Regions from separate parts of the Homo sapiens genome. Here region 1 is linked to region 2. The links are chromatin loops, found by intact Hi-C in ENCODE. Cell type or tissue: heart left ventricle. All regions are shown on one strand. Each heading gives the region's core, and the rest is flanking DNA. Links, peaks and the distances in the headings are about the cores only. Region 1 overlaps TSC22D1 (TSC22 domain family member 1). Region 2 overlaps LACC1 (laccase domain containing 1).

Region 1 (10,991 bases), core at 1,538-9,537, 560 kb after region 2:
ATGAGACATTCTAGAGTAGGTAAAACTATAGAGACAAAAACCAGATCAGAAGTTCCCAGAAACTTGGGGTAGGGGAGGGAGGGGAGATTGTTATGGGTGATGGAACTATCTCATATCTAAACTGTAGTGGTGTTATGCCCACTGTTTTTCAAAACATGTAGAACTCAAAGATGGGAGCAATAAACACTGGAGACTCCAGAAGTGGGGAGGGAGGGGAGCCAGGGCTGAAAGGCTACCTATGAGGTACCTCGTTCACCACTTGGGCAACGGGATTATTAGAACCCCAAGACTCAGCATCACATAACATACCCATATTACAAACCTGTGCCTGTATGCCCTGAATCAAAACAAACAACACTATTGCTGTACACTAAAAAGGCAAACTTTACTATATGTAATTTACATCTTAAAAAATGAAAAGATGACTGCCCCTAAATAGCAGACTGGGAAGAATGAAAAAAAAAAAAGAAGAAGAAGAAGAGGAAGAAGAGGAAGAAGAGGAGGAGGAGGAGGAAAAGGAGGAGGAAGAGGAGGAGGAAGAAGAGGAGGAGGAAGAAGAAGAAGAGGAAAAGAAGAAGAAAAAGAAACATATTTTTAAATTTCTATCTAATCTTTATATTTTCATTATCATTTTTTATTGTAGTAAAAAACACATAAAATTTACATTAACCATTTTTAAATGTATAGCTCAGTAGTGTTAAGCATATGGTTACTATTGTGAAAAAGATCTTCAGAACTTTTTCATGTGCAGATCTGAAACTATCCATTAAATAACTTCCCATTTCCCCCTTCTCCTGCCCCTAGTAACTGCCACTCTAATTTCTATTTCTATGAATTCGGCTACTTTAGATACCTATACTTTTTTTTTTTTTTTAAATTAGAGACAGTGTCTCGCCATGTTGCCCAGGCTGATCTCGAACTCCTGGGCTCAGGCAGTCCTCCCACCTTAGCCTTCCAAAGTGTTGAGATTATAGGCGTGAGCCACCATGCCCAGCCTACATGTAGTATTTTGATTTAAAACATTTTAAACTAAAAGAAAAAAGGGAACAAAAACTATTTTAAAAGATATAATGCAAGGACTTAAATATATTCATTGAGGAGACCTAAAAATGCCTATTTTATAACTAATTGTTCTATCATTATATAAAATGCATTACTAGGCTTGAATTTTTTAACTATAATTTTGCTCTGTTCTTAGAACTGTTGAGTTTGTTGGTGATTAATCATTCCTAAATCTCATATTAGCGTTAAAAGATTTGTAAAAATTAAATACTTGCTTTAAGTGTGAGAATTTTAAAAGTCTTAAAATGCTAATAGATTTAAATATAATCTTTTATTTATATACACCTATATATAACACATGTATTTACCCTCTGTAAATACATTTTTTCTGTATTTTTCTCTCTCTAAACATTTATAATTACTTTTAAATTGTTACAATTCTAGAAACAATTTTAAGTTTTCCCATGGCTGTCTTCACCTTATTTAGCATAACTACTAATTCCAAAAGAATATCTATAATGCTAAGAAGACCCAATGCCTTTTCTTTTTTTTTTTTTTTTTTTTAAGATGGTAAGGGAGACTTTAAGAGGAACTACTGCAATGGGAGAGAGAGATGGGGCTCAACTCCTCTCAATGCCCTTCAGCAACAGGACTCAAATGGTTAACATTCTTATTTTACTTTTTATCTTCATGAAAATAATAAGCATTTCAAACCCAAATTTCTTCATAAATTACCACTTCTGCTTAATAGTGGTAGATTATGAAAATCTGGAGCCACAGACAAAAAAGGAATCACAGATTTAGAAGCCAAATGATATTCTATATAAAACATCTGAAGAAGTGACAAGTTGTCCTGATTATGATTTTCTATTTCGAGAACCTCATGCAAGTGAGGTTCTTGCATGAAGTGAAAAATGAATATTATTTCTTTTACTTTTGCACAGCTATGAAAAATAGATGCTTTGAGCACTTTTTAAAAATAACTAGTTACTTTAAGCTAATTTTCCTGTTAAATTCCAGAAGAAAACAACGATAAGCAGTCCTAAAAGACCTGGTAGGAACTAGACTAACCAACTAACCATTTTTCTATGCATACAGAGCCACTTAGGGTCATTAGAGGCAGTCTCTTGGTGACTCTAAAACAATCAGATGAAGCTCAATTACACAGTTGTATTTACAACGGTAAAGATAAATTTAAGGATATTACCTAGCTCCAGAATGTCTAATGTAGTACAGGCCTAGGTAAGCATTAACACATTGGCAAAGTTGACTCTGTGTGCTGGGGACACAGTGTGTTTACATAATAAATACCTCTGCTTCGATCAAGGGACACATTTCTACATTATGGCCTCCATGGGCAGCAGCTCTGTGACATAAATGAGGTCTGAGGGTTTCTTTAACCCTCTGATCTATTCAGAATTATAAAGCAAAATGGACCTTGGAGATCATTTAATTTTCTTATTCTCTAGGTTTAGAAATGGAGGCTCAAAGGCATTAGGTGCTTTGTCCAGGGTCTACCTCATCAACTGTTGGATGGAGCATAGAACCAAATGCTGATTCAATATAGTGTGCCCTAGAAGTGCACACCAGAAATTCTAGATCCGTGTGTGTGTGTGTGTGTGTGTGTAAGATGTTAGACCTGGAAGAATAAAGGGACCATAAAGTGAAATGCCCTTCTGCTGATCTCAACGGAGCCACAGTATTCATTGAAAGCCACCCATTTTACAGATTAAGAAACAAGCTGGGAGGCTGTGTGGAAACCACAGCCAGAGACCCATGCTGCATGTGAGTCAGGCAGCCTGGCTGCAGGGTTTCTGGGCCTAGTCTAGAGTGGAGCTGGTGAGCTCTTGGTGAGAACTGGCCCTCCACAGCTTCCTTTCTGAGGCTGGGCAGGCTGACAGGGGCACTCAGATCAGTCCCAGTGCCAGTGAGGTCTACAGTTTGAGAAGGTGCTCTCCAGGCACTGGGACAAGGTCCCGACAGAGAAAGGGGCTCACCACAGACACAGAGCCACACTTGCTGACGGACACATTACTTAGTGAATGTGCCTAAAGAAGATTTTCAAATTGTCCTTTCATTAGCCCTGACAGTTCCTTGCAAAGCCCTCAAGAGCTGTGAGAAGACGAGTTAGAGGAAGTCCAAGGGGATCAAAGAAAATGATGCTCACTTGTAAAGAAGGCAGGCAGGCTGCGTCCCCAAGGCTTGTGGCCAGGAATAGGAGAAATGGCTTTAGCGGCAATCACTTTAAGAACTTCTGTGGTGTCCCAATATACCCCAAGGATTTTTACTCTAGGTGGTCATCAGCTTGGATCTCCTTCCATATCATCTTAGTGTGATTCTGACATTGCCACATTCTCCTATCCATGATTAAATAAGGGTAAGAAGACAATGCGATGAAAATAATAAAGTGCTGAGTGGGGCCAATGAAGTGGGAAATAAAAATTTACAATGAGAATGAGGGTCACTTTTTAGCATTTAAACCTGCTGCCAACTACTGTAAAAGAAATGGTCAACATAATACATCTTAGCTAGAAAGATATAAACTAGAATTTAAAAACTTTCTATACATTAGCTCTTCAGCCATTTGATTTACTCGCATTTATTTAACAGTGAGCACCCATGAAAGGCCAGGAACTTTAGGCTTGGCACCACAGTTATCAAGATGAGTAAGACACAATCCTTGCTTTTAGTGACTTGGGGGCAGTTGCAGGGGGCAAGGGGAGAAAGACGTATGATATTTTGTATAATTTGAGTGTATATAAAAAATGATGGTTAGCAGAAAGCAGCCTGGGAGTGTTTCTGAGGGCAGAAGACTTACCCTCTGGGTGTTGAAAAACAAATAAGAGTTGTCCAGTTAGACTACAAGGTACAAAGAGAATGAGAACACTCCATGAAAAAGGAAGGGCCAGGCAAAAGCCAGGGTCATGAAGCAGCATGCTGAGTTTGGACACCTCTCAGTAGTTGAGTGTGGCTATGGAATAGGAGGTTGGAGTTTAGCAGTGGGAGTGAAGAGAAAGGCAGTAGAAGGAAAAAAGTTTAAGACAGGCTGGGGCCTCACAGGCCATGTGATGGGAGACTGGACTTTAGTCTGAGGGCAATGAAGGTCCACATAATAGGGTTTAAAGGGGGCAAATGATGCAATGGGATTTGTGTTTTGGCAAGGTCACTCTGACCACAATGTATAAGACTACAAGAGATGGAACTGGGGGTAAAAGGAAGGAAATAATGAGGGCCAAAACCAAGGAGCAAAGGGGAGACAGAGAGAAAAGTGGGATGGATTCAAAGACATTGCAACATAGAACTGACCGAACTGGCTTGTGTGAGGTAAGGGAGGCAGGATGACTCACAGGTTTCTGGATTATGTGAACAGGTGGAAGGTGATGCCATTAGCCAGAATAAGGCTGTAGGCTAAGGGGAGTAAACTGGTTCTGGGGTATAACATTGATAGGCCTTACTAGGCAGTGGGAAATACGGTTTTGGAACTCAGGTGGGGTTGGGCATAAGAAAATACTGGCATAAGAAAAGTTGTTAGGTTAGCAGTAAGTCTCCTTGGGAGTGGATGAGATTACCTCAGAAATCCATATAGGCAAGAGATGGTGGAGCTGGGCGGCCACACACACTGGGGCAGCCGTTTGGCATAGCAAAGACACCTGAGTTTTCTGTGGATCTAGTGGACACTACAGAAGGTGGCTAGGCTTGAGGCACTTGCAAGAACCTTGAATGGGAGAGTAGCCTCTACCCAACAAGGAGACCAAGACAGAGAAAGTGATTTAACTGTGGAGGGAGCGGGGAAATGAAGAGATCAGGTCAGCTCTCCAATGCCAGGCACCCTAAGGTGCCAGCAAAGAGCCAGCAACTGCGTCCTTTGAGAAAGCTCATGTGGATGGCAGCCTCACGAAATGAGCCAATGGACAGTCCGTTAGACAGAAACAGACAGACGGCAGCTGCAACCGTGACAGAAGCGGGACACTGCAACAGTCAGCACAGAGACTCTGCCCCTCGGTTCTTCCTTCCCACCTCCATGCTAGCGCACTGCTACTGCCAAGAGGGAGGGACGCGTGTGAGAGCCAAAAACAGCCTCCACTCCAAGGCGCCAGTAACAGACTGGGTTCTTTTTTTCCTTTTCAGGGAAAGAGTGGGCAGAGAAGAGAGAGCTTTGATTCTGACATGAGAGTCAAATTTCAAAATGCAAAGAACGAAGTGTTTAAAAAATGGTAAGTGACTGTTTAAATGACCAAAATTAACTGGAAAGCGATGGAAATGGGTCGACATGCTAGTAAGGAAGCCTGCTACCAGAGTGAAAGGGTGATTCAACTGAGCACAATTAATAGCAGTTATTAGGAGAAATAAAAACAAACCATGACATGCATATTTCTCACCAATGAATTGAGACTTTAAGCAAATGGCTCTGGAGGGGATCCAGAAGAATGCGGCATGAAGCCACACGCTGAGGATCAACTGTGAGATGAGGCCATATCATGTCAGGGGCTGAGCAGACCCCAGTGAGCTATAGGGGGCACAGCCCCTTACCTGTGGGGCTGTTGGGGCCACTGCATGCCCGTATCTATCCCACCGATCACCAATAGGACATCCGCCATGGCTGACCGAGGAGAGGACTGCAAACTCACCAAGGGCTCCCTGGCAAGGACACCCCTGTCCTTTCCCACTTTTGCGCTCCCAGCCCCACATCAGGGACTTGTTCAGTCAGGAAAGCAGGCAGGGGACAGATATAGATGGAAACAATCCAGGTCCTCTCATGTCAATTCCAAATTGCTAGAGACACAAGCTTAGTCCGACTTGACAGAAGAGGAGAACTTTGAACAAAACACGATATAAAGCTATCAAATAACAGAACTAAGCCTTAAGAACCCAAATGAGGTTAAGTAACGAGAAGTAACTAACAAGTCATGGAACTAAATAAAGTGAGATGTTGTAAGGCAACCCCAATGTATAGCAAAAAGGAGTGGCAGAGTTGGTGGCAACTACTCGAAAAAGGAAACTGCCGCACACTCATACCCCAGTTAATCTTTACTACTCTGAGGCGGTAGGTACCATTCTTTTCTTCATTTTAAAGTTAAAAAGTCTGCTTGAAGTTTATGGCCTCCTCTGTGCCCGCCCACCTGCCTAATGTGTGGATGACACCCTACAGTGGGCACGAGGGTGAGGGCAATCATATTTGCCAGTGCTCCCAGAGCCCGAGCACAGGGAGCCTGGGCCTCTGCGCCTCACAGGGCCCCATGCCACCACTGTCCTCATGGCCTGGCTGGGCTACTCATGGGGAAGGGTGAGTATGTCTTACAAAGTAACTTGGCTACACTCTAGGGACGTCTGCTTGCCTTCTGACAGCCTGGTGATGCCCCCCCAGTACCGCCAGCTGCTGAGTGACCATGGGCCACTATCCATAGGCTACACCCAGGGAGCTGGGAACAGCCAGGAGCCCCAGTGAAGAGTTGGGGAGAGATCAACCCTGCCTACGTGGAGTAAGAACAGAATAAAGAGACTAAATCGAGGCATTATTCACTCTAGAAAGCTGGTAAGGTAAGTGCTTGGCTAAAACCGAACAGAGTGCCATATCCTTGCTGCTTTTGGCTTTAAAGGTTTTCCATCTTTTTACAAGATGAGAAGTTACAGTTCACCTCCCCTGTTTCGATGAAACTCTTGTTTTCAAAATGCTAACAGGTTGGTTTTTCCTCCCATGTTTCACCTGGCTCTGAACTACAGTCTCACAGATTGAAAAAAGATTTTGCAGTTAATTAGAATTTACATTTTCAGTAGTTAGGAATTACCCAAGTTATTTTTTAAGCATTGATTTAAAAGGTGCATGTAAAGTTATCTCAGCAAACTAGTTTGCCTCTAAGATACCAGTGTCTCCCTTTAACCTTCTCCTTTGAATATGTTTCTGTGCCCCAAACTGTTCTGTTAAGCTAATACAACCATAAGGATTTTGTTTCAATGCATACTAACAGCGCACTTAGTAGCCACTCCTCGTTTCTGCTTAATATAACTTTTTTGCATAAACATATGCATGACTATTAGTGCACTGAAGTCAATTTTTAAAATGCACAAGTTATAAATACAGCAGAATAACCTACCAAACTTAACAAGGAACACCCAAAATTTTCAAACTATCAGTAGATTTCGGTTATGCATACTTTAAGTTGATCAAAACTGGAAGAAAATAACTGTTTATATCTTTATATGTATTTATTACTTGATGCAATAAAGCTTATTTTCATTAACACAAACAAATCTGATAGTGGTCAGACAACTTACCCAAGGAGACATATGTTTAACAAATGGCAGAGCCAAGATCCAAACTCAAGTCAGTCGGCTTTGGTACAGGGCATGACTCAATAATCTAGCAGAACCAAAAAGTGGGCTATTTCTAGACACCCCAGAAATACGCAGTTCAATTAATTTAGTAAAAAACTGACACCTGTCCTTAAAATAGTAAATGTTACTTCTAGTCATCATGGCTAGACACCTTCAGACAATTTATATCTAAAATATACAGATTTATCAGAGTATTACACGTATGTTTCTAATAAGAAATGCTCCTAATTGAAGATGCTTCAATTTTACTTAATGATTTTGCATTGGTTTGAAGGTAAAGTTAAAACATAAAGGATTAATTTAGTCTGGTGTAGAGGGAATGAATTCCTTTGTTTCATTACCCAAATTAAATACTACATATATTTAAAAATTCAGTTGCATTATTTTGAATAAAACAAGATGTTTTACAAAGGCCATTAAAATGATGTTGGTGACAAAGCATAAGTTCCATCACCTATTACGTAACCCAAGTTAGGGTAATGCTGCACAAACACATAAAACTGAATACCTCAAATACATATTGCTAGTAAAAACAGAGTTAATTCTAAAAAAACTTTGGCTTTAATACATTAGATTGGGGGAGGGGGACAGCAGGGGAAGACCAGTTATGTTATATGAAGAGATTTTCTTTAAAACCAAGTTTCTTACCTAATCAGGATAACTAAATTAAATGAGTGATTAACCTGTTTTAACACTGAGGTATGCTTGGAACAGAAAGTATTTTTTTAATGAAGTATTTACATTATGTAAACATATATAACAACATCTATGTAAGTTAGGAAGTATAACGGTAGAACAAACACCCACAAACTGCCCCCCGCTAAACTAAGAACGTTATCAACACCACTGAAACTCTTATGCTCCTCCTCATCCTCTACTCCCACACCAGGGGCAATTCTTCTCCAGCCTGAAATCATTCCCATTTAATTAGTTACTATATTTACTATGTTTAGTTACTATGTTTATTGGCTTCCTTCCTCCACTAAAACATACTAGACAAAGGCAGAAGTTTTGTTTACTAATACTTGATTAGACTTACTACTTGTCAGTCCCTATTCTACACGTTATGTATATTACCTCATTTAATCCTTTAAATAACCACCTCATCTAGGTACCATTATTATTCCCATTCATATAGAGGAGGAAACCAAGGCGCAAAGGAGTTATGTGACTTGATAAGGTCATACTCATCACCACTATGAAAAGCAAAAAATACTTCTGCACTCTTATCATAACAGATGCTGTCATGTTTTAGTAATCTTCAGTCCCTTGAAAGACTGGTTATCACTGGAAATAGTTTTTTTTTAAAATAATAAAAATTCAACAAATATATATTGAGCACCCATTTTGTGTCAGGAACTGTTCTAGGCACAGGGGATTCAGTATGAACAAAATGGACAAAAGTCTCTGTCTTCCTGAAACTTACATTCAACTGGGGCTGAAAAAGTAAACAAGACAAATAAGTACATATACAGTATGTGAGATAAGGACAAGTACCCAGGAGACAAATTAAAGAACAGAAGCAGGGATATGAAAGATCAGAGAGGATGAAATTTTAGCTAGCTTTCAAAGAAGGACTCCCTGAGAAAATGAGTTTTGAGTAAAGACCTAAGAGAGATGATGGGATTAGTCATGGAAGAACTCTTCCAGCAGGGAGAACAGCAAGGGGAAATGCTGTATTCAAGAGACCCAACAAAGTCAAGACAGCATGATGCATCATAGGACTGCGCAGTAACCAATGTATGATACAAGAGATCTCTCTCACTTTTGCTATCTTGGTTTTCTGAAAGACTCTTTTTTAAAGAAACATGCTTACTGAGACCATCATTATGGTACACGGTGCATTTAAGAAACACTGTTCTGCACTTAATAGCAATAGGTATTACATGCCACTTTATATTCTAAACTAGTTTCTTCAAGAATTATTTTGGGATGCTTTTCACTTTCCAATAAAAACTTTCCCTGTCTGGAAGTACAAATAAGTCAGGTCCTCCTGTAGAATCATCTGTCTACAAAATTTAAGCACTAGATATGCAATGATAGCTCTTTTTTGAGTCTTGCTTTGGATAGTTTCAAGAAGCCATGAGAATTAATCGCATAGGGAATCTATTACAGAGCCTTTTAAAGCTACTTCTGACTAAGCATGGTGCACCGAACACACTCATTTATCTTTATTTCTACCTCACACCACTAAAGAGATGAGAACCCAGTTTTAAATGCATAAGGATAGAGTAAATATAAAAGAGACGTCAATTTCAATAGTTTTTCAAAGCTGGAAAAAAGACGGTAATTCATCAAGTTGAAACCTGAGCAAGCCGTAAAGAAAGTCCAAAGACCATTGATATGCAGTAAAGAACTCAATACTCAAAAAGTACAAGGTGCAGACAACATAAGTCTGTATAAGACAGACCCAATCTTACTCAACTGAATAACTGAGCAATTGTATCTGGAATTGGTTCCTTCCCGTGGGTTGTTGGTCTCGCTGACTTAAAGAATAAAGCCGTGGACCCTCGCAGTGAGTGTTACAGCTCAGCTCATAAAGGTAGTGCAGACCCAAAAAGTGAGCAGCAGCAAGATTTATCGCTAACAGTAAAACAACAAAGCTTCCACGGCGGAGAAGAAGACCCGAGCGGGTTGCTGCTGCTGGCTGGAGTAGCCAGCTTTTATTCCCTTATTTGGCCCTGCCCACATCCTGCTGATTGGTCCATTTTACAGAGCACTGATTGGTCCATTTTACAGAGTACCGATTGGTCTGTTTTTACAGAGTGCTGATTGGTGCGTTTACAAACCTTTAGCTAGACACAGAGCGCTGATTGGTCCATTTTTACAGAGTGCTGATTGGTGCGTTTACAAACCTTTAGCTAGACACAGAGCACTGATTGGTGCGTTTCCAATCCTTTACCTAGACAGAAAAGTTCTCCAAGTCCCCACCCGACCCAGAAGCCCAGCCGGCTTCACCTTTCACAATGACTAACAATTCTCTAGTATAGCCAACACTCAGTCAAAAGGAACCTAGAGGAAACAGAGACAGTGTAGGGAACTGAAGAAACTTGTAAAATCCTAAAAGATTACATGGATAAAATAAGAGGAGGACAACATTCAGAACACTAGAAAGAGCTCTTGGAAACTGAAAAATTGATATGAGAGCATAAGTGAAAATGTGCTAGAATAGAAAGTAAAGTTGAAGAACTATCTCAGAAACTAGAACAAAATACCAAAAAGGTTAATACAGGAAAGAAAATAAATAACAGCTATTAATATTTAGAAGGGCTAACACCCTAACAAAAGAAGTTTCAGAAATGTGCAATATGGACAGGAGAAAAGTGTCATAAAATAATTCAAGAAAACTTCCTAGAACTACAGATCAGGCTTTTTAAAATTAACAGAGCCTATCAAGTACAATCTGTTCCATTATAAAACTTGTTTGGAAAACACCAATTTGTTCCAACACAATTCATATGTTAGAGAACAATTTGAGCGTAATGCACATTTCACATTTGCTTATGTGTGATTTTGTTTGTGAGAAACATCAGGTGAACGCAGGAAACTGCACCCAGCTGAACCAAAACTGCACCTAGGAAAACGCAAACAGCACATATCTCAAACATGTAACAGCTACCTCAGTTCGGCACGTTTGTTACTCTGCAAAATTATGT
Region 2 (10,991 bases), core at 1,681-9,680:
GGAGATGAAGGGCCAGATGACTAAAAAGCATACTCTGGCTGAGCCAGGTGAATTTTGCCTGATATCCTGGTAACTTTTGTAGACATTTCTTCTTAAATAAGCACTTGATTTTGATTATAAAATTCTGTACCTAGATTATGTCTATAAGACAATATGGAAGGTTGTACTGTGCATATATGAACTTAGGTGATAAATGCTGATAAAGTGTAGCATTTTTTTCCCTGACTAGTCCATGTTCTGTAAGTGAATAACAATATACATTGTTCTAGGTACATCTTTCCTGGAACTTTTTCATGCCAACATCCATACTTTTTTTCATATTGCTTTGGCTATTGGGAAAATAAACTCTTGCTCTCTTTTGAAAAATATTTTTCCTAAGGATTCTTCTAGAACAGGGAGGAATTCTTCCACAGAATATTCAGGACCAGAACCAAGATCTCAACCTCTGTACATCTTGCCATCCTGACAAGTTTTTCTCCCATGTCCGAGATGGCCTTAATTTTGGTACACAGATTGGCTTCATATCAATTAAAGAATGAGGTACAGTAGGTTTTCTCTCCTCTCTCCGTTTTTCCTCTCTTTCATCCCTCTCTCCACTTCTCCCTCCCTTTCTCTTTCTTCCTCTTTTAGCCTATTCCTCCCCTTATTTAAAAAAAAAAAGTTAATTATGTTAAACTTTACTCCTTTATTCCTACAGGGAGAATGATGTTTCTACTTTTTTAGTGATGTAATAGTGGTAGCAACGTTCATTTCCAATAACACTCTATTATGAAGAGCAGCCACTCCTTTTCCTAGTTAATGAAGAATAATTAGGCAGGCTTATGTTAAAAGTATAAAAATAAAACAATTTAATCTTTAAAAAGGTATGTAAGTATTTCCTTTCTCTCTACTATGTACTTGATATCTGTACATTCCCTATCCTCACATCCTTATAACTTTCATGTTATTTTTGAAAACAAATCTTTGCATAAACATTCTGAATTCTAGAATCATAAGAAATTCTCACAAAGAAACTAGCTTGATTTTCAACTAGATTTCCAAATGATTATCTGCAGTTGGAGTTGCCCAAATTTTTATTTTAAAATGACAGTAAGTAGTTTAGACTTTGTGGGACATACAGTATATCTCAGCTACTCAGCTTCGCCATTGTAGAGGTAGAGCAACAAGAGATACTGACAACATAGAGATGAATGAATATGTCCGTGTTCCAATAAAACTTTGTTTACAAAAATCAGGCGAGGGAGCCAGGCACAGTGGCCCTGCTCCTGTAGTCCCAGCTCCTCGGGAGGCTGAGGTGGGAGGACTGCTTTAGGCCAGGAGTTTGAGTACAGCATGGATAACATAAACCCTGTCTGTAAACAGTAAAATAAACAGGTAAGGGGCCAGATTTGGCCTATAGGCTATAGTACACTGACACATGATCTAAAGTCATACAGCAAGACTGAGTGTAATTTTCTTAAAATAGTATTTATTAGAGATGGTTTTGTTGGAATTATACAAAAATATTTCATGGCACTGATTTAGCACTGCCCCTATAAGATATGTGTAATTTTCCCTAAGGTTACTTCTAGCTGAATTAATATTATTTTTTACTCTTTACAATGTTTTTAGCTCTTTAACTTACAGAAAAACTTTAATAGACTTCATGACTCTTACCTTGATATTCTAATAACACCAGTAAGCGTCTCATATTTGATTTCTATGTATTTTACAGATACTTGACTGGATTTTTGTATAACTGCTTCCTGCCTCCTTCCAAACTGACTGCAAGAGAGAAATTTAGCTGTTTGATTTACTTAAAACCAAATGGATTACAATGGATAATTCATCTTTTGGGTATATTTTTACTATTATTCAAAGCCAAATGATTTTCATTTAATTGTAATAATAACTGACAAAAATCAGTATGTTGTAGCTAATATGTTTTATGCATGAGAATTATTCTTAAAGTTTGTTCTCCCTGTTTATTACACAGATCAGGAATAGATTTGTTCAGTTCAGTATTTATTGGATACCCTCTATTGGTCAGGCATTGTGTTAAGCATATGTGAATCAAAATGAACACAACTTTTTCCTTTGAGTCTGATACAGTGAAGGAGATAAACACTTCTACAACTTAAATTTAATTTTAATAGCAGTAGAAGAGAACATAAGGAATAGAGGTTAATTTTACCCAGAAGCAGGATAGAGAAAATATTACAGAGAAAATCACATATCACATGGGCTCGAAAGATGTAGAGGTTTTTGACAAATGAAGAACAACCATAACAGGTAGAGGGAACACCATGAACCAGGGCATGAAACTGAAAGTGCATAACATATTCTAGAGAGAGAAGGGTGTGGGCATGAGTTAGGGCTGGAAAAACAGGTTGGAAACAGATAAGTAAGGGTCTCAAATGCAATGTCAAAGAGCTTGCAGTTTATTTTCCAGGCAATGAGTAGGCAGCCAAAAAAAAAAAAGTAAGGATGTTTTTTTTTTTTTTCCCATGGCATCATATTTAAGAGGATGGATTTAAATTGTGTGAGACCAAAGCATAGAGACTAGATAAGAGGCGATCAAAATATTTCAAAAAGAAATAATGAAGATCCAATGAAGGAAGTGGAAATTAAAATAGGGAAGAGAGTAGATGGATTAGAGAGACATTTAAGAGATGGAATCAATAGATCCTGTTACTAGATAATGGAAGTAAGAGGTGAGGAAGAGTGGAAAAGTCATTAATGACTCTAAGATTTCTGCTTGGCTGCTTACCAAGATTGGCAACAAAGGGAGGGAGAAGGTTTGGAAAAAGAGAGAAGGATAATGAGTTTGACTTTACATAGAATGAAGGGCATCCAGATAGAAATCTTTGGTTAATAATTAGAAATATAGACCTAGAAATTAGGAGGAAACCTGAGACAGAGACAAATATTTCAAAGCTTACAATACAGAGATGATACCTGATTCTATTGGAGCAGGTTTGATCATCTAGGCAGAAATTAGGATGAGAAAAAAGGAGATCCAATAATACAACCTTATAGTCACAGAAGTAAGAAAAAAAGGGTAGTTGTTTTGAAGAAGCCAGGATAGGTGTGGAAAGTACTCAAAAAGAAATCTTCAGGGATAAAATAAAGTGATAATTTAAAAGAAATCAATGGATTAAACATATTGAAACTGTTCTATAGGCAGTGGTCATTGAGTCAGCTTTCAGTGCATTAGGAAGAAGATGCATAGGTGTCAACTCTTTTCTGACAGCATTTACTAGAGAAGAGAAAAAGCTGGGGACTACATCTTCAAGGAAGGGACTTTTTTTGGATGAGCAGTTTTGAGTGTGTTTGTCAGTTAAAGAGAGGAATTAGGTTAGTTTTCATTTGGGAAAAATTGTATATATATTTAATGTAAGTTATCACATTGCATCTTAAAAATATTCTTATTTAATACATATATTTCCTACATGTATATGTGGTAGCATGATAGCAAATAACATTTGTTTGGTATTTCCAAAGGACTTTCATGTACATTGCCTCATTTTACCTTTACAGCTACTCTGAAATACACAGGCATTATCCCTTTTATTCAGCTGAGAAAACTGAGCTTCATTGAGGTGGAGGTCAAAAATCACAAAATTTGTGATGAATTAAGATTTGAACATATGTTTTGTGACTCCAGTTTTCCTTTCAGATTTTAAAATTAATTAAAGGGATCTTCATTATACTTTTATTGTTAACTTTTTGTTAACATAATTTATTCATACATTCAGTGAAAATTTTGTTGAGGTACTGGGACAGGTTAAAAAATACAGTTGTAGCCCTCAGGATATTTAATATCCAGTGAAAAGTGACAGTCAGTAAACCAACAATCTCAATACTTTGATATATGTTGTGAGGTTGTGATAACCGATTCTTGTTTAGTTTAATTCTATATCTCCCTTAGACCAGTGTTAAATTTAAATAAAACACCTCATTTTTTCCAATTCAGGGAAGGCACTAAACATAAAGCATAGGATAGAAATGTTGAACTCATCCAAAATATTATTTTGTTTAATGAAAATGATGAAGATTAAGGAATACTTCCATGTATTGAGTAAGGTTGATAATTTTCTAATTCTTCACTGTGCATTATTTTGTTTGAAGTTGGTAAATTTGGAGTATCCTGCAGACACATTTTGCTTTATGTACTACAACATTCTACAACCAAATAAAAATTATTTTGATTATCTGATTTTGGATTATCTCTGCCAAAGTATATAATGAAAGGTTGTCTCCTTGCTGCTTTACTGAATGAAAAGTGTTGATTTAGTAACTCCAAACTATCAGGTTATTAAATAATCATCTTATTGTGTCTACAAGATAGCTGTCACTCTCACATATTTGTATGTAGGTTTCTAGGACTTTTGGGGTACAACAACAAAGATTTCTAGTAAGTTTTGTTTTTGTTTTTAATTTTATTTTAAATTTATAAATAACAATGGTACCTATTCATGAGATACATAATAATGTTTCCATTCATATAATGTACAGTGATCTGACCAAGGTAATTAGCATATCTATCATTTCGAACATTTTTCTTTGTGTTACGAACATTTAATATGTTCCTTCCAGCTATTTCAAACTATATAATATACTATTGTTAACTATAGTTATCCTACAGTGGTATAGAACACTAGAACTTATTCCTCTTAAAGTTTTGTTTTTAATCTAAGCACTGCTACTAACTGCACATAGGAAATATTGATTGCTATTTTATTAATAAGGGGAATTAAGTTTGTAAGTCAAATAAACATTAATGAAATACCTTTTTGAAAATACTATCAAACTAAAACTTACTGGGCCATTTATCCAACTGTAATTTTAAATTGTGAAAAATAGCACAGTGGCCAAATATGCTATACCCCAGTGCTTTATAAAACAAATAAGATGACCTTACCACTAGGAGGTGGTATTTCAACAAGTAGCTCTACTATTATTTCTTGGTATAAAGTTGAACTAATCTTTTTTTTTTTTGAAAAAAATCAACTTTATTTTTTCTAGGTTTAAAAAAATAGAACCAGCTATTAATTTTTGTTGAGAAAATGCATCTTTTGGTGTTCACATCTAAATTTCTGAAAAGGTGATCTGGTTACTAAAATCATCCCAAATACATTCATAAACCAGATCCACGTGTGACCAGCCCTTTACAAAAATTAATTACAGTTGCCACAGCCTTTACATTCATTCTTATCACACGTTACAACATGCAGATAACACAAAGAAAGGTCAACAAGCTGAAGTAAACATTACAGCATCAGGAAAATGAAAACCCATCTGTATAAAATAAATACAATTTTGTAATAACTGTAAAGAAAATGAAAGCACTTAATAAAAATAATGGCAGTTGAATGTATAACTGTCTCATCTCCCAATCATAAAATAAGTTACTGTAAAATGCATAGACTCCTTACACTTAAAGAATTTGTGCATCACAGTCATGTGAAGTTGAACTAATCTTAAACTCTGTATTTTCTTGTGGAATAAAAAGGGAGGGGAGGACGCATTTAAAGTTAGTGAATGTATTGCTCTTACTTTAGGTATAACGTGGTAGTTCAAGTAGATAAAAGCATTTAGGAACCCTCACCCACTTCTATCTCACTCCTACAGAATCTCTAGTAATTGCTTTTCTGTAAGTAGATTTTTGGGAGAAACTCAGAGAAGCTTATTCTATGTAACATGACAAAACAGAAATAATATCTATATATTCAGCAGCTGGAAGGAAAGATAACAGTGACATACGAGTTATATGCTTTTATATCTCAAAGTGGGATTTGATATTTATTTTTACTTGATTGTCCTAGAGTTATACTTCCAATGTATCCATCTTACTTTTTGTGTGAACTCTTAGAGAATGCTACCAATCTATGAAAGTTCAGCACTTTAAAGAAAGCATTACTCAGTTATTGTGTGTTATCGTGTTTGTATGCATGAGTCTTTGTGTATGTGCTAAATGGCAAATAAGAAATATGTGTGTTAAATATGACACATAGCCTTTTTGCCCTAGCTAATATAAATTAACACACACATAACACATTGGATGCAGTAGAATAATAGATTTCTCTCTATAGATTTTTTAATAAATTATGCAGTAAAGAATGGAAAGCATGGTCCATATGCTTACTGGATGTGTTTGTGTGAACCCTGATCTAGGGCACGTGCATTTCCATTGTAGGCAGTGTTTTTAAAGTTTACTTGTGATTTCAAAGATTGCCATAAGCAATGCATTGTTCTGTGCTAGGTCATTGCTTAATGAAGAAAAAAGAAATCTGCCAGTACTGCTTTTTCCAGATTAACACGTTTGGTTTGAAGTCACAGTGATTACATGTCAACTGTGTTGAGACAAACTTTTCATACTCTCCTTAGATGCATTTTTGTAGAGAAAGAAATGCTTACATCACATTCCCCATGTCCTTTTGCCAAGCGCCTGAGGTGAGCTATGTCTCTGCTGTATTTGGAGCAGACTTTTTGTTTTATTTAATTCTCAGAAGGTTGAGGTGTCCAGTTACTACATTTTGTTAAACAAAATTTCCAGCAGACACTATAGCTCAAAATACCACATTCCTTTCTAACCAAAAACAAAACAAAAGACAAAAAAGGGGAGTAAAGGGAGTACTCTCATTTCATGAGAAACATTTGTAGAAAAGAGATTTGTTCATGGTAACAATTGGGTTTTTAATACCCTTCATTTTCAGAATTCTGCATCACACGCTGCTTCAGTTTACATCTCACCATGCTTTCCTGTTCCTTACGTTTTTAAAGCTCATGTTTTAAGGTTGTATTTTCTTTCTTTTGTTGTTGTTTTGTTTTGTTTTGTTTTGTTTTTGAGACGGAGTCTCGCTCTGTTGTCCAGGCTGGAGTGCAGTGGCGCGGGCTCTCGGCTCACTGCAAGCTCCGCCTCCCGGGGTTCACGCCATTCTCCTGCCTCAGCCTCGCCAGTAGCTGGGACTACAGGCGCCCGCTACCACGCCCAGCTAATTTTTTGTATTTTTAGTAGAGACGGGGTTTCACTTGTAAGCCAGGATGGTCTCGATCTCCTGACCTCATGATACACCCCCCTCGGCCTCCCAAAGTGCTGGGATTACAGGCGTGAGCCACCGCTCCCGGCCAAGATTGTATTTTCTTATCCCTCCCATCAGCCTCGTTTTCATACTTGATATTTCATATTTACAAGGTACCTTCATTCCTTTGGTTTTCTACTTTTCAATACATATCCAGATTTGGCTAATAGAGTTATCTGTTTGACATATCCTGTGTCCCCTCAAATATATCCTCCAAACTTAACTCATCATCTTCTCTCCAAAACCTGCTCCCATCCTGTCTTCTGTCTCAGAGAATGAAATCATTATTCATGCAGTTGCCCAGCCAGAAACCCTGGAGTGTTTCTGAATGCCTCCCTTTCCGTCTCCCCTTCCCTTCCCACACTACTGACTGTATGTCTACCATGTGTTCCCATGTCTCTCAACTTTCACAGACATTCAGGTCATCATCTCTCACCTGTATCATTAGAGCAGCCTTCTGACTAGTCTTTCCTTATTGAATCCCTTCTTACAGTATCATTATTGATTGTTTTAAAATGCAAATCTGGTCATATTACATCTCTCAAAAAATTTTTATGGCTTTCCCACTGCCTCCAAGGTAAAGACCTACTCACTAAAATGTATAAGTGCTGTCATCCTCTTGCCCCTGCATACTTCTTTAATTTCTACCACTCCCCATGCTGTAGCCATTCTGTACTTTTTTCATTTCCTAGAGTATGCCATTAAGCTAGGCCAGACCAAATAGGTTGGTTGGCATTCAAAGACTGACTAGAACTCAGATTTTTGTTTAGGATTATCTTCACTTAGGCTTTCTACTAAATTAGCAAATAGGAAGTAGCAAGGACATCTACAATATAAACATTTACGTAAATAATTACAACACTCTAGTGTCTCCCTAGTTTCTCATGGAGATATGGCCAAAATTCAGTTGTCAATGTCATATATATATATATGTGTGTGTGTATATATATATATGTATATATATGTGTATATATGTATATATATGTATGTGTATATGTGTGTGTGTGTGTATATATATATATGTATATATATATACACACACACACATATATATAGCGAGTACCATGCCAGATTGTACATGGAAGCTCAGTAGCTTTTGTTCCATGGGCAGTGTGAGGGGCCATACTAATGCTCAAAGGTCTACCTTCTACTGTATAAAGAAAGTTTTACTATATTGAAAAGCGTGCACAATATTTTTTTCTGTGTTATTGGGTCAACAGCAGTTCTCACCATGATCACCATCATCTTCCACAGCTATGTTTTCTCTTGCTTCTTGGCTTTGTACACATTGCTGGCTCTTCGTACACATTGCATACACACGGCATTTGTCAATGTCGCCTCTCTTGAATAACTCTTAACTATCCTTTAAGACTCAGATCTGGGGTCTTCTCTTCCAGAATATTTTCTTCGTTGTTTGCCTCATTAGCAACCATCCTGAGCATCATTTTTTATGGTCCTCAGTGAACTTATTTTTAAATGTTGGTCTGTTTAATTGTCTACTACTAAATATAGGCTCCATCAGAATAAGGAGCATATCTTACTTATCTTCATATTTTTAGTACCTAGCAAAGATATTATCACATTATAATAATCTAATATCTATAGGAGAAAAAAGGGAAAGAGGGAAGTGTATTATTCCTTTCTCACACTGCAATAAAGAACTACCTGAGGCTGGGCACGGTGGCTCACACCTGTAATCCCAGCACTTTGGGAGGCCGAGGCAGGCAGATCATGAGGTAAAGAGATCAAGAGCATCCTGGCCAACATGGTGAAACCCTGTCTTTACTAAAAATACAAAAATTAGCTGGGCATGGTGGTGCGCACGTGTAGTCCCAGCTACTTGGGAGGCTGAGGCAGGAGAATCCCTTGAACCCGGGAGGCGGAGGTTGCAGTGAGCCAAGATGGTGCCACTGCACTCCAGCCTGGGCAGCAGAGCAAGACTCCATTTCAAAAAAAAAAAAAAAAGAACTACCTGAGCAATTTATGAACTACTGGGTAATTTATGAAGAAAAGAAGTTCAATTGCCTCACAGTTCAATAGGCTTAACAAGAAGCATGACTGGGAGGTCTCAGGAAACTTACAATCATGGTGGAAGGTGAAGGGGAAGCAAGCACCTGTTTTCACATGGCAGCAGGAAAGAGAGAATGGGAAGGGGGAAGTGCCCACACTTTTAAACCATCAGATATCATGAGAACTCAATCACCAGAACAGCAAGGGGGAAATCCACTCCCATGATCTAATCACCTCTCACCAAGCCCCTTCTCTGACATGTGGGGATTACGATTCAATATGGGATTTGGGTGGGGACACAGCCAAACCATATCAGAGGGGAAAGAATCCTTAAATAATCTAATACAAGGTCTGGAAGGATAAATAAATCATATTTTGGAGTGTTTGTGTTTTATTGATTTTCACAAGGTTCATTTCTATTTCCAGTGTTTAGTTGAATTTATTTAAATAATAATGACATATCAAAATCACTAAAGAAAGAATGCATATAATAGAAATCTGTTTTAAGACATTTGGCCATATTTCCTTATCCATCATTAGAATTTCCTGTTTCCAACTTGTATAGCAACATAAACTTTAAAATACTGCTTTAGGACAAAAAATGCTGGTGAGGATGTGGAGAAAGGGGCACTGTTATACACTGGTGGCGGGAATGTAAATTAATACAGCCATTATGGAAAACAGTATTGAAGTTCCTCAAAAACCTAAAATAGAACTACCATATGATCCAGCAATCCTACTATTGGGTATATATTTAAAGGAAAGTAAATAAGTATGTTGAAAGGCACTCCCACGTTTTTTGCAACACTATTCACAATAGGCAAGATATAGAATCAACCTAAGTGTCCATCAACAGATGAATGGATAAGGAAAATGTAGCATATATACATAATAGAATACTACTCAGCTGCAAAAAAGAATGAAATCCTGTCATTTATGGCAACATGGACGAGCTTAGAGGACATTATGTTAGGTAAAATAAGCCAGGCACAGAAAGATAAATACTACACATTCTCACTCACGTGTGAAAGCTAAAAAAAAAAGAAAAAATAATGATCTCATAGAAGTAGAGAGTAGAGTGGAGGTTACTAAAGGCAGGGAAGGGTAGAAGTTTTGGAGGGATAATAAGAGGTTGGATAACATAAAATTACAGCTAGATAGGAGGTATATAAGCTAGTTTTCTACAGTGCTGTAGGGTGACTATAACAATTTATTGTATATTTTCAAATAGCTTGACAAGCAGATTTTAAACGTTTCCAACACGAAGACCTTATAAATGTTTGAGGTATTGAATATGCTAATTACCCTGATTTGGTCATTACACATTGTACACATGTATCAAAATATCATACTGTGCCCCATACAAAGGTATTATGTGTCAATTAAAAATAATAAAAGCAAAAAAATTTTAAAAAGAAAAAATACTGCTTGAAGATACATGTCTCCTGTGGGAATCATGTATGTTAAAAGCTAATATTTATTTTTAAAAGCTAATTCTTTCCACTCCTGTAATAATATATGTTTAGTATTTATCTTATAGCATACCCTATCCATGCCTTTAGTGAAACAAATGCAAACTATTTAATCAATGCTCTATGACAGTTACCCAGAGAGTGAAGACCAAACGTAGATCTTTTCCACAAAAATTCCAACTTTTCTATAGTTTTGTTGATATTTGATAGTAAAATAGTCAAATGGTTTTTTGTGTTTTTTTTTTCTCTCAGTAGTCTCTATTTTTAGAGTAGTTCTCAACCTTGGCTATATAATAGAATCACCTGTTAAGCTTTAGGAACCCTGATGTCTAAGCCACATGCCAGACCAATTAAATCAGAATCTGGGGTAGGACAACATCAAGGCTTTTAAAGCTTCCTGAAGGATTCTAATGTATAACCAATTTTGAGGACCCCTTCTCACTAG

Evidence for each region. A loop is a pair of places that touch in the nucleus more often than their neighbours do. Peaks named below come from ENCODE experiments on the same cell type or tissue, not always from the same donor. Only the 100,000 strongest peaks of a DNase experiment are listed, where the experiment ranks them.
Region 1: it touches region 2 in a loop (5-fold over the local background); 31 of 110 quality-filtered maps call a loop at or near these places.

The regions. Positions count from the first base shown.
Region 1 is chr13:44,446,288-44,457,278 of GRCh38, forward strand. All of the region lies in intron 1 of TSC22D1 (TSC22 domain family member 1), which reads right to left. LOC124903167 (a long non-coding RNA gene) reads left to right here. Exons shown (of 4, transcript XR_007063778.1): 2 at 5,131-5,216; 3 at 6,349-6,540. Among named protein-coding and RNA genes, the nearest start is that of TUSC8, 46 kb to the left of the region's middle. RefSeq lists enhancers at 5,728-6,229, 6,230-6,729. In heart left ventricle, for the core only: no CTCF peak of the experiment used is centred there; a DNase peak (open chromatin) is centred at 6,346.
Region 2 is chr13:43,889,735-43,900,725 of GRCh38, forward strand. It overlaps LACC1 (laccase domain containing 1), which reads left to right. Exons shown (of 7, transcript NM_153218.4): 6 at 380-540; 7 at 1,715-4,198. The coding sequence ends at 539. Among named protein-coding and RNA genes, the nearest start is that of LACC1, 15 kb to the left of the region's middle. In heart left ventricle, for the core only: a CTCF peak has its summit at 4,916 (motif pointing right); no DNase peak of the experiment used is centred there.